2 separate regions of the Homo sapiens genome follow, and region 1 is linked to region 2. A link is an interaction called in ENCODE POLR2A ChIA-PET data of the cell type or tissue named here. Cell type or tissue: GM12878. All regions are shown on one strand. Each heading gives the region's core, and the rest is flanking DNA. Links, peaks and the distances in the headings are about the cores only.

What was found. Peaks named below come from ENCODE experiments on the same cell type or tissue, not always from the same donor. Only the 100,000 strongest peaks of a DNase experiment are listed, where the experiment ranks them.
Region 1: POLR2A ChIA-PET joins it to region 2 with 7 read pairs; 2 of 35 experiments call an interaction of 5 or more read pairs at or near these places.

The regions. Positions count from the first base shown.
Region 1 is chr9:96,409,887-96,415,266 of GRCh38, reverse strand. The region is part of intron 1 of ZNF367 (zinc finger protein 367); the gene reads left to right. Among named protein-coding and RNA genes, the nearest start is that of ZNF367, 5.8 kb to the left of the region's middle. RefSeq lists enhancers at 1,459-1,588, 1,892-2,061. In GM12878, for the core only: a CTCF peak has its summit at 1,360; DNase peaks (open chromatin) are centred at 1,546 and 2,786; H3K4me3 peaks cover 1,098 bases; H3K27ac peaks cover 2,189 bases.
Region 2 is chr9:96,542,849-96,548,228 of GRCh38, reverse strand. All of the region lies in intron 5 of CDC14B (cell division cycle 14B), which reads left to right. Among named protein-coding and RNA genes, the nearest start is that of CDC14B, 74 kb to the left of the region's middle. In GM12878, for the core only: no CTCF peak of the experiment used is centred there; no DNase peak of the experiment used is centred there.

The sequences.
Region 1 (5,380 bases), core at 196-5,195, 130 kb after region 2:
TGAAACCCCGTCTCTACTAAAAATACAAAAAAAAAAAAAAAAAAATTGGCCAGGGGTGGTGGCTGGCGCCTGTAGTCCCACCTGCTCGGGAGGCTGAGGCAGGAGAATGGCGTGAACCCGGGAGGCGGAGCTTGCAGTGAGCCGAGATCGTGCCACTGCACTCCAGCCTGGGCGACAGAGCAAGACTCTGTCTCAGAAAAAAAAAAAAAAAAATTTGGATGGGTATCCTAGGTATTTTTGTGTTAACCATTTATAAGTTTTAGTCTTTTAAAAAAAACACTAAATTAGATTATGTAGTTGAACAATATAAAGGCATACATTCATAAGTTCTTGTGTAAGATTTTGCCTTTATGGTTTTATTCTTATAGATTAATCTAGTTCTGGATCACCCAAGAAGATTAATGTTATATAGATGAAATCTATAGGTATGTTGTTTTTGGCCTAAAACAGACTTGTCCTTACCCAGACATTTTATAAAAATTGCTAACTGTGGCCAGGCGCGGAGGCTCACGCCTGTAATCCCAGCACTTTGGGAGGCCGAGGCTGGCTGGTCACGAGGTCAAGAGATCGAGACCATCCTGGCCAACATGGTGAAACCCTGTCTCTACTAAAAATACAAAAATTACCTGGGTGTGGTGGCACACCCCTGTAGTCCCAGCTACTTGGGAGGCTAAGGCAGGAGAATCACATGAACCCTGGAGACGGAGGTTGCAGTGAGCCGAGATCGTGCAACTGCACTCCAGCCTGGCCACAGTGAGACTCCGTCTTAAAAAAAAAAAATTGCTAACAAGATGCATGGGTTTGAATTGTATTTCCATGCTGTACACCTCTTTTCAGAGGTAAAGTATACCAACGGTTGTAAAAAACATGTAAAAGTGAAATGGCTGTTTTATATTTCTGCTTTTTTCTTTTCTCATGTAGTTTTTCCTGTTGTAACTTTCATAAATTATTTGGTAAATTGATTTGAATATGTCTTTCTATTGATGAAGCAATCCACATGCAGCTCCAAAAATTCATTTATTTAGCTTTCCCACCGTAAGACAGAAGGGTCTGGAATACACCTTTATTTAAGAAAGTTGCTAGCTAGACTAAGCTTTGTGGGGGCAAGAAGGAAAAAGAAAAAAATAAGGAAGTTGCTTAGTTTGATTTGTGGTCAGTACACTGAACTACAAAGATAGAGAGTCCCAGCCTGTTTTACTGTTTTGCTTCTTTAAAGTACTTGTAGTTCCTTATCTCCATGTGCATCATCAGGGAATTGTGCTGAGTCTGCTCATTTTTGGGGAAGAGAGGAGACAAGTCTGCAATATAGCCAGTGCCAATAACATTCTCCCAATATGCCACATAGAGGCACTAACAGCTGTGGGTTTGAGAACAATATTTGCGTTCATTTACTGTCTATTCTTTGCCACTTCTCCCAGGGGAGGTGTCAGCGTCTGAGTCCTGCACACCCTGTGTCAGCTTTCTCTTGCTCTTTTGATTGTTCCTGCCCAACACTGCCTCCCTCGCCTGTGGGAACACCTACTAGCTTATTTTGGCTGCTCATCACACGAGTGCTTAGCACTGTTGGCATATAATTATATATTATCTTCTTCTGGATTGTAGAATTCTGAGAGGGAAGAAAGCAGGTCTAACTGCCTTCTGCCACAAGTTGTTCCAAGGCTCCCCACCTTGTCCCTGTGCCCTCTACTAAGACTGCATTTGAAGTTACTTCTTCACTGGGGCTGGTGGGGTCTGGCTTCTCAGATACTATTCACCCTACAGGATCTACCGGCTGCCGTATCCTACTTCCCCTTTCTGTGTCACCTGAACACTTCAAAACCTAGACTGTACATACTGTTACGAATAGCTGATTTTTAAATACTTTATACATAATACATAAATTCATAGTATTTATGAATAGTAATGTTTGAGCACCATGTTAAACCTAACATCATGTTAACATAGTAGGCACTATTTATTGCCTGGCACAGAGTAAGCATTTCATAATGTTAGCAGCAAACTGCTGGGCTCTGTGTTGAGCATTTTGAATTCTTTAATTCATTTTATCCTGTTTACCTGATGAGGAATGAGAAATTAGAGTCCCCAAGACAAAATCTAGTTAAGATTGTATGGTAAGTGGCAGAACTGATCGGAACCTTCTAGAGTCCCTGTTCTTAGTCCCTATACTGCACTGCTCCTGGGACTATCACATGTAAATAGACTTCAGGGGTTTATTTTTGTTTTTTAAATATTAAGCTGAGATAAGTAGACATAAGAAATACATACTATTGGCCGGGCATGCTGGCTGATGCCTGTAATCCCAGCACTTTGAGAGGCCAAGGTGGATGGATCACTTGAGGCCAGGAGTTTGAGACCAACCTGGCCAACATGGTGAAACCCTGTCTCTACTAAAAATACAAAAAAATTAGCTGGGCATGGTGGTGCACACCTATAGTCCCGGCTACTCGGGAGGCTGAGGCATGAGAATCACATGAACCCGGGAGGCAGAGGTTGCAATGAGCTGAGATTGTGCCACTGCACTCCAGCCTGGGCGACTAAGCGAGATTCTGTCTCAAAAAAAAAAAAAAAAGAAAAGAAAAAGAAAAAAGAAATACATACTATGTATAGCTTATCTATGTCTCAATTGAGATGCTTTATAAAAGTGCACTCAATTCAATAAACTGGAATTAAAACTTGAGAAGTTGTGAAGATAGGTCAGGATGGGAAGTAGGTAGTTACAAGTTAGGAAGCATGTATGCAAGTCATGGGAAGTTTGTATCTAAATCTGAATGTGAAAAGGTTCACACGCCTCCCTCTGAGACCTATTTTTGTTTTCCTTCTAGGTTGTGCTTGTTCCCTTTATTTGAATTCTACTTATAAAAATGTGTCAAGGACTTTTAGGTTTTTTAGTTATCACATGACTAAACACTTTCAAAATCACTAATCAACCTTCTAGAGGTATGGAGATTGTTTTTAAAATTATAATTACTAAGGTATGCAAAAGTTTTTGGCAATTTAATAATTTTGTGTTGCGAATCGTCAACAGTCTTGACAAGATCTGTCCTTAGCCTCCAGGTGCACTTGGCTGCTGAGTGTAACACTCTGTAATTGTCCGAAGATGCCTAGAAACATGGTTTTCTCATTGTTAAGGCCAAAAGGAAGAGGGTCCTCTTTAAGTAACATTGCTTATTTTAATATGTATTGTTAAAAGATGGTCTTTATTCATTTATTTAGGGCATTATATGATTATTTGTTTTGTCTTATTTTCTGAGCTAAAATAATGCACTTATTAATTAGCTGGGCATGGTGACGCTTGCCTATAGTCCCAGCTACTTGGGAGGCTGAGGCAGGAGAATCGCATGAACCCAGGAGGCGGAGGTTGCAGTGAGCTGAGATCATGCCACTGTACTCTAGCCTGGGCGACAGAGCCAGAGTCCATCTCAAAAAACAAAAACAAAACAAAAAAACCCAAAAGAATGCACTTAGTGAACCCTTCCCTGTATATGGCCAGTATGTTGTATTATGCTGTATATTTCAGCACTCACTCCATTTCTCATTTGGAAAATATAAATGTGTTGCTGGTGGCAGAAACAGTCTCTTAGAGTTGCTGGGAGGCAGCCATATGGTTAACTTTTTTTTTTATGTTAACTAATCAGTTATTTCAAATTGCAAAAGTCAGCAATATGTTCTTGCATATTTATTTGTTTACTTATTTTTTATGTTTTTCAGACGAAGTCTCACTCTGTCACCCAGGCTGAGTGCAGTGGCACTGTTAGGGCTCACTGCAGCCTTGAACTCCCACTCTCAAGTGATCCTCCCACCTCAGCCTCAAGTGATCCTCCCACCTCAGCCTCCTGAGTAGCTGGGACTTCAGGTGTATATCACACCTGGCCTTTTTTTTTTTTGTAGACAGGGGTCTTGCTATGCTGCCCAGGCTGATCTCAAACTCTTGGACTCAAGCAATTCTCCTGCCTCAAATTCCCAAGCAGTGGGATTACAGGCATGAGCCACGGCGCCCAGCCTTTCTTACATATGTAAAAATACTAGGAAAGGGATCCTTTTATGGCAGAGGACTTGTATCACTAAGGTTTTTTTGTTTGTTTGTTTTGAGACAAGGTCTCTGTCGCCCAGGCTGGAGTACAGTGGCGCAATCATGGCTCACTGCCGCCTTGGCCTATCGGGTTCAAGTGATCCTCCTGAGTATGGGACCACAGGTGTATGCCACCACACCTGGCTATGTTTTTTTTTTTTTTTGTAGAGATGGAGTCACACTATGTTGTCCAGGCTGGTCTTGAATTCCGAGTTCAAGTGATCCTCTTGCCTTGGCCTCTTAAAAGTGTTGGGATTACAGGCGTGAGCCACTGTGGCCAGCCACTATGTTTTTTTTGTTTTGTTTTGTTTTGTTTTGTTTTTGACAGAGTCTCGCTCTGTTGCCAGGCTGGAGTGCAGTGGTGCAATCTCGGGTTACTGCAACCTCTGTCTCCCGGGTTCAAGCGATTCTCCTTCCTCAGCCTCCCAAGTAGCTGGGACTATAGGCGCGTGCCACCACACCCAGCTAATTTTTTTTTGTATTTTTAGTAGAGACGGGGTTTCACCATGTTGGCCAGGATGGTCTCGATCTGTTGACCTTGTGATCCACCCACCTCGGCCTCCCCAAGTGTTGGGATTACAGGCGTGAGCCACCGTGCCTGGTCTATGGTTTTTTTTGTTTTTTTTTTTTTTTTTTGAGACGGAGTCTCTCTCTGTTGCCCAGGCTGGAGTGCAATGGTGCCATCTCGGCTCACTGCAAGCTCCGCCTCCTGGATTCACGCCATTCTCCTGCCTCAGCCTCCCGAGTAGCTGGGACTACAGGCACCCGCCACCACGCCCGGCTAATTTTTTGTATTTTTTAGTAGAGACGGGATTTCACCGTGTTAGCCAGGATGGTCTCGATCTCCTGACCGCGTGATCCACCCGCCTCGGTCTCCCAAAGTGCTGGGATTACAGGCGTGAGCCACCACGCCCAGCCAGGCCTATGGCTTTTTTTTTTGAGACAGAGTTTCACTCTGTCGCCCAGGCTGGAGTGCAGTGGTGCGATCTCGGCCACTGCAACCTCCGCCTCCCAGGTCCACGCCATTCTGCCTCAGCCTCCCGAGTAGCTGGGACTACAGGCGCCCGCCACTGCGCCCAGCTAATTTTTTGCATTTTTAGTAGAGACAGGGTTTCACCATGGTCTCAATCTCCTGACCTCGTGATCCACCCACCTCGACCTCCCAAAGTGCTGGGATTACAGGCGTGAGCCACCGCGCCTGGCCTGTGGTTTTTAATTGTCCTGATTTCATGTTCTGTTTCTTTCTTAACAGAATCAGCTCCTATTTTTATTGATCACAGATGCTATATTCTTTTATATTTATTTTGTACT
Region 2 (5,380 bases), core at 217-5,216:
GACATCAGACAGATGGGAGTCTTGCTGTCAGCTCTGCTACTGACATCTCTGTGGTCCTTTACAGATTTGAGCCTTGGTCTCCTAGTCTTTAAACAGAAACAATAGGCTGGGCGCTGTGGCTCACGCCTGTAATCCTAGCACTTTGGGAGGCTGAGGTGGGCAGATCACAAGGTCAGGAGATCGAGACCATCCTGGCTAACACGGTGAAACCCCGTCTCTACTAAAAATACAAAAAATTAGCCAGGCGTGGTGGCGGGCGCCTATAGTCCCAGCTACTCAGGAGGCTGAGGCAGGAGAATGCTGTGAACCCGGGAGGCAGAGCTTGCATTGAGCTGAGATGGTGCCACTGCACTCCAGCCTGGGCAACAGAGCGAGGCTCCATCTCAAAAAAAAAACAGAAACAGAAACAATAATACATTCTCTCTCAAGGAGTTGTGAGGATGAAGTGACATCCTGCATATAAAACACTTGGTATAGGCTGGGCATGGTGGCTCATGCCTATAATTCCAGCACTTCGGAAGGCTGAGGCAGGAGGATAGCTTGAGGCCAGGATTTGGAAGATCAGCCTTGCAGCATAGCAAGACCATTTCTCTTTGGGGAAAAAAAAATTAGCTGGGCAGGGTGGCATGTGTCTGTAGTCCTAGCTACTTGGGAGACTAAGGCAGGAGGATCCCTCAAGCCTAGGAGGCTTCAGTGAGCTTTCATTATGCCACTGCACTCAGCCTGCACAACAGAACAAGACCGTATCTTTTTTTTTTTTTTTAAGACAGACTCTCGCTCTGTCACCCAGGCTGGAGTGCATTGGTGTGATCTCGGCTCACTGCAGCCTCCACCTCCTGGGTTCAAGCGATTCTCCTGCCTCAGCCTCCTGAGTAGCTGGGATTACAGGTGCCCGCCACCACACCTGGCTAATTTTTTGTATTTTTAGTAGAGATGGGGTTTTGCCATGTTGGCCAGGCTGGTCTTGAACTCCCGACCTCAGGTGATCCACCAGCCTCGGCTTCCCAGAGTGCTGGAATTACAGGCATGAGCCACTGTGCCTGGCCAAGACCCTGTCTCTTAAAAAAAAAACAAACACTTGATATAGTACCTGGCCTTTAACTAATATTTGTTAAATATTCCAACCTTCCCCCTTTTAAGTTGACTGTCATTTAGCTACTTTTTTTTGAGTCGGAGTCTTGCTCTGTCGCCCAGGCTGGAGTGCAGTGGCACGATCTTGGCTCACGGCAAGCTCCGCCTCCTGGGTTCACGCCATTCTCCTGCCTCAGCCTCCCAAGTAGCTGGGACTACAGGCGCCTGCCACCACGCCCAGCTAATTTTTTGTATTTTTAGTAGAGACGGGGTTTCACTGTGTTAGCCAGGATGGTCTCAATCTCCTGACCTCATGATCCTCCCGCCTCAGGTTCCCAAAGTGCTGGGATTACAGGCATGAGCCACCGAGCCCGGCCATTTACCTACATGTTTAAAAATCACTGTCGTGGCCGGGCGCGGTGGCTCACGCCTGTAATCCTGCCACTTTGGGAGGCTGAGGCAAGTGGATCACCTGAGGTCAGGAGTTCAAGATGAGCCTGGCCAACGTGGTAAAACCCTGTCTCTACTAAAAATACAAAAATTAGCAGGGCATGGTGGTGCACACCTGTAATCCCAGCTACTTGGGAGGCTGAGGCACGAGAATCACTTCAACCTGAGAGGCGGAGATTGCAGTGAGCTGAGATCGTGTCATTGCACTCCAGCCTGGGCGACAAGAGCGAAACTCCGTCCCCACCCCACTCCCCGCAAAAAAAAAAAAAAATTCTCTGTCTCCTAGATTTCCCTCCCACCCCTTTCCAGTCAGTCATCACCCCCAGCTAATCATTGCTCTGACTTCTACCACTATCAGTTTTGCTTGCCTTTGAACTTGATATTACTGGTATGCATTTTGGGGAGCTGTCAACTGGATTTCACATATGTAATGTCTATGAGATTTACCTGTGTTGTGGAAGGTATCAGTAGTTCATCCTTTTTTATTCCTTTTGTAGCATTCCAGTCTATGAGTATACCACAATTTATTTGCCTGTGGTCCTTTTGATGGATATTTGGGTCATTCGTAGTTTTTGGCCGTGGTGAATACGAGCTGTTACGAAAGCTGCCATTCTTTAAAACTAGTATTTGACATTGTTGTGCAGTTTCTAAGCAGTGCCCATTTATTGATTCTTACGTGTTTTCCAAATTTGTTAAATGATCTTGGTGACAAGGATCCCTCCCCACTGCCCAAGGCTTATAAACTGAGCCTCAGAGTTGCTGTTCTGCCTATTGGAAGAAGGCTGAATGCAAGGTGGGAGGAAGATGTGATGTGGGTGTGTCTAAAATTGGAGGTGCTAATGAAATACACTTGAGTGAGCAAAGATTCTTGTCGTATATTCAGATTCTATGATGTATGAGGCAGGACTTCAGCAGGGCCCAGATGAAAGCGTGTGAAATCATCACAGATTGGAGCGGGGCTGTGCCCCACAGTAGGTTCTCAAAAAAAAAAAAAAAGCATTGAAGAAATTTGCCAAAATGTCACAGAGACTGAATCAACATGTCTTTAACTTGATTGGAAAAGATTATCAGTAGGTTAAGAAGATAATCAAGCCAGGCGCAGTGGCTCACGCCTATAATCCCAGCACTTTGGAAGGCCAAGGTAGGTGGATCACGAGGTCAGGAGATTGAGACCATCCTGGCTAACACAGTGAAACTCCATCTCTACTGAAAATACAAAAAAATTAGCTGGGCGTGGTGGCAGGCGCCTGTAGTCCCAGTTATTTGGGAGGCTGAGGCAGGAGAATGTTGTGAACCCAGGAGGTGGAGCTTACAGTGAGCCAAGATCGCGCCACTGCACTCACTCCAGGGGGAGACTGTCAAAAAAAAAAAAAAAAAAGAAAATAATCATACTCCTTCACAGAGAAGACATGGTTAAAATCATTGGGATCCAACTTGAGGGTTTACCCCATTTCCATTGATAATTTTGATTTGATTTAGGCTAAAGTACTTCATTTTCCTGCCTTAGTTTCTCTACCTAAATGGGTTCTTTATTCCATGAACACCCTATTTCTACAAAACCAGGATTTGTGTTGATTTGTAGGTTGGTGATTCATAAACTTGAACACAATCACAGACAACTAGAGGACCTGTTAAGACACAAATTACCTGGCCCTATCCCGAGAACTTTGATTCAGTAGATGTGGGGTAGCCCTGAGAATTTGCATTTCTAACAGGTGGGGTGGTCCTGGTGCTGCTGGCCTGGGGACCACTGCTGGAAGTCCTTTTGTTTTTTTCTTTCTGAATATTGCCAATAAAGTGTTGGTAAAATCGTGGCCTTTTAGGTTAAAGACTTTTTCTAGGATGTGGAAGAGAAGTTTTTCACTTCAGAACCTTACAGAACAAAAATGGTGTGTTCTAAGACCTTGTGTTGGCTGAACGCAGTGGCTCACACCTGTAATCCCAGCACTTTGGGAGGCTGAGGCAGGCAGAGTGCTTGAGCTCAGGAGTTCGAGACCAGCCTGGGCAACATGGTGAAACCCCAACTCTACCAAAAAATACGAAAACTTAGCCAGGCCTGGTGGTGTGCACCTTTGGTCCCAGCTACTCCAGAGGCTGAGGTGGGAGGATCGCTTTAGCCCAGGAGGTCAAGGCTGCAGTGAGCCATGATTGCACCACTGCACTCCAGCCTGGGCAACATAGTGAGACCGTGTCTCAAAAAAAGAAAACAAGACCCTGCATTCTGTCCTCATGAAGGTTCGCATAGCTCAGTAATTCTAAGCAGCTCAGTCAGTAACATTGAAGACGATTTTAGCTAAAAAGGATGCCTTTTCTTGCCCTCATTGCTGTAGTTTTGGCCCTTAAGGTTTGAGCAAGAATTAAAAGTTTAAAATGTGGTTTAGTTTTTATTCTAACATTTGTGGAATATTCATTTTCCCCTTTTAAGTTAATGTATAACTTATAGTTTTTAACAAAAACACTAATCTTTTTTTATTTTATTTTATTTTTTTGAGATGGGAGTCTCGCTCTGTCACCAGGCTGGAGTGCAGTGGCGTGCGATCTTGGCTCATTGCAACCTCTGCCTCCCAGGTTCAAGTGATTCTCCTTCCTCAGCCTCCCGGGTAGCTGGGACTACAGGTGCGCGCCACCATGCCCGGCTAATTTTTATGTTTTTAGTAGAGACAGGGTTTCACCATGTTGGCCAGGATGGTCTCAATCTCTTGACCTCGTGATCCACCTGCCTCGGCCTCCCAAAGTGCTGGGATTACAGGCGTGAGCCACCACGCCCGGCCTCAAAAACACTAATCTTAAGTGTACAGTAGTAAGGTTTTACATGTATTTATGTAACTACCACACAGTAAGAAATATTACAGTGTGAAGACCCAAATAAGGTGGGGAATTAGTGATAGCTCCACCAGCAACCCTGTTTCCCCAGGAGCAAATGAGTACCATTCAGATAGGCACAGTTTTTCTGCATGCCTAGCTTAATCATAATTAAATTAATTTTTATGTTGCCTAATTCCAGAAGATTTCATCTTGTAATGGCTCAAGGTAGCCAAAAAGGAGAAGCAGGGTAGGGGTCGGGGTGCCTTATTTCTCTGGGTAAAACCTTACTTGATATTAAGAGATTTGTATAGGAAGATTTACTGGTATGTATTGATGCAGTGTTTGGCTGGAGTTGTCTGTAAAGTAATATAAGCACTTTCCCAAAACTAGAGTGATCCTGTGGAAGGTAGTTGACTTGTTAGTTCCTGTGGTTTTATTGGTATTACTGTCCTTTAAAAATCAGAAAGAAGGTAGGGCACAGCTGTTTACACCTGTAATCTCAACACTTCGGGAGGCCAAAAAGGTGAGAAGACTGCTTGAGGCTAGAAGTTTTTTTTTTTTTTGAGACGAGTCTCGAGTCTCGCTCTGTCACCCAGGCTGGAGTGCAATGGCGCAAGCTCCGCTCACTGCAAGCTCCGCCTCCGGGTTCACGCCATTCTCCTGCCTCAGCCTCGGAGTAGCTGGGACTACAGGTGCCCCCCACCACGCCCGGCTCATTTTTCGTATTTTTAGTAGAGACAGGGTTTCACCGTGTTAGCCAGGAAGATCTCGATCTCCTCACCTTGTGATCCACTTGCCTCGGCCTCGCAAAGTGGTGGGATTACAGGCGTTAGCCACTGTGCCCAGCCAGTTGTGTGGGTGTTTTGGGCTTGTTGTTTTTTGTTTTTTGTTTTTTGAGATAGAGTCTCACTTTGTCGCCCAGGCTGGAGTGCAGTGGCATGATCTCGGCTCACTGCAACCTCCATCTCTCTTGTTCAAGCAATTCTCTGCCTTAGCCTCCTGAGTAGCTGGGATTACAGGCGCCCACCACCGTGCCTGGCTAATTTTTGTATTT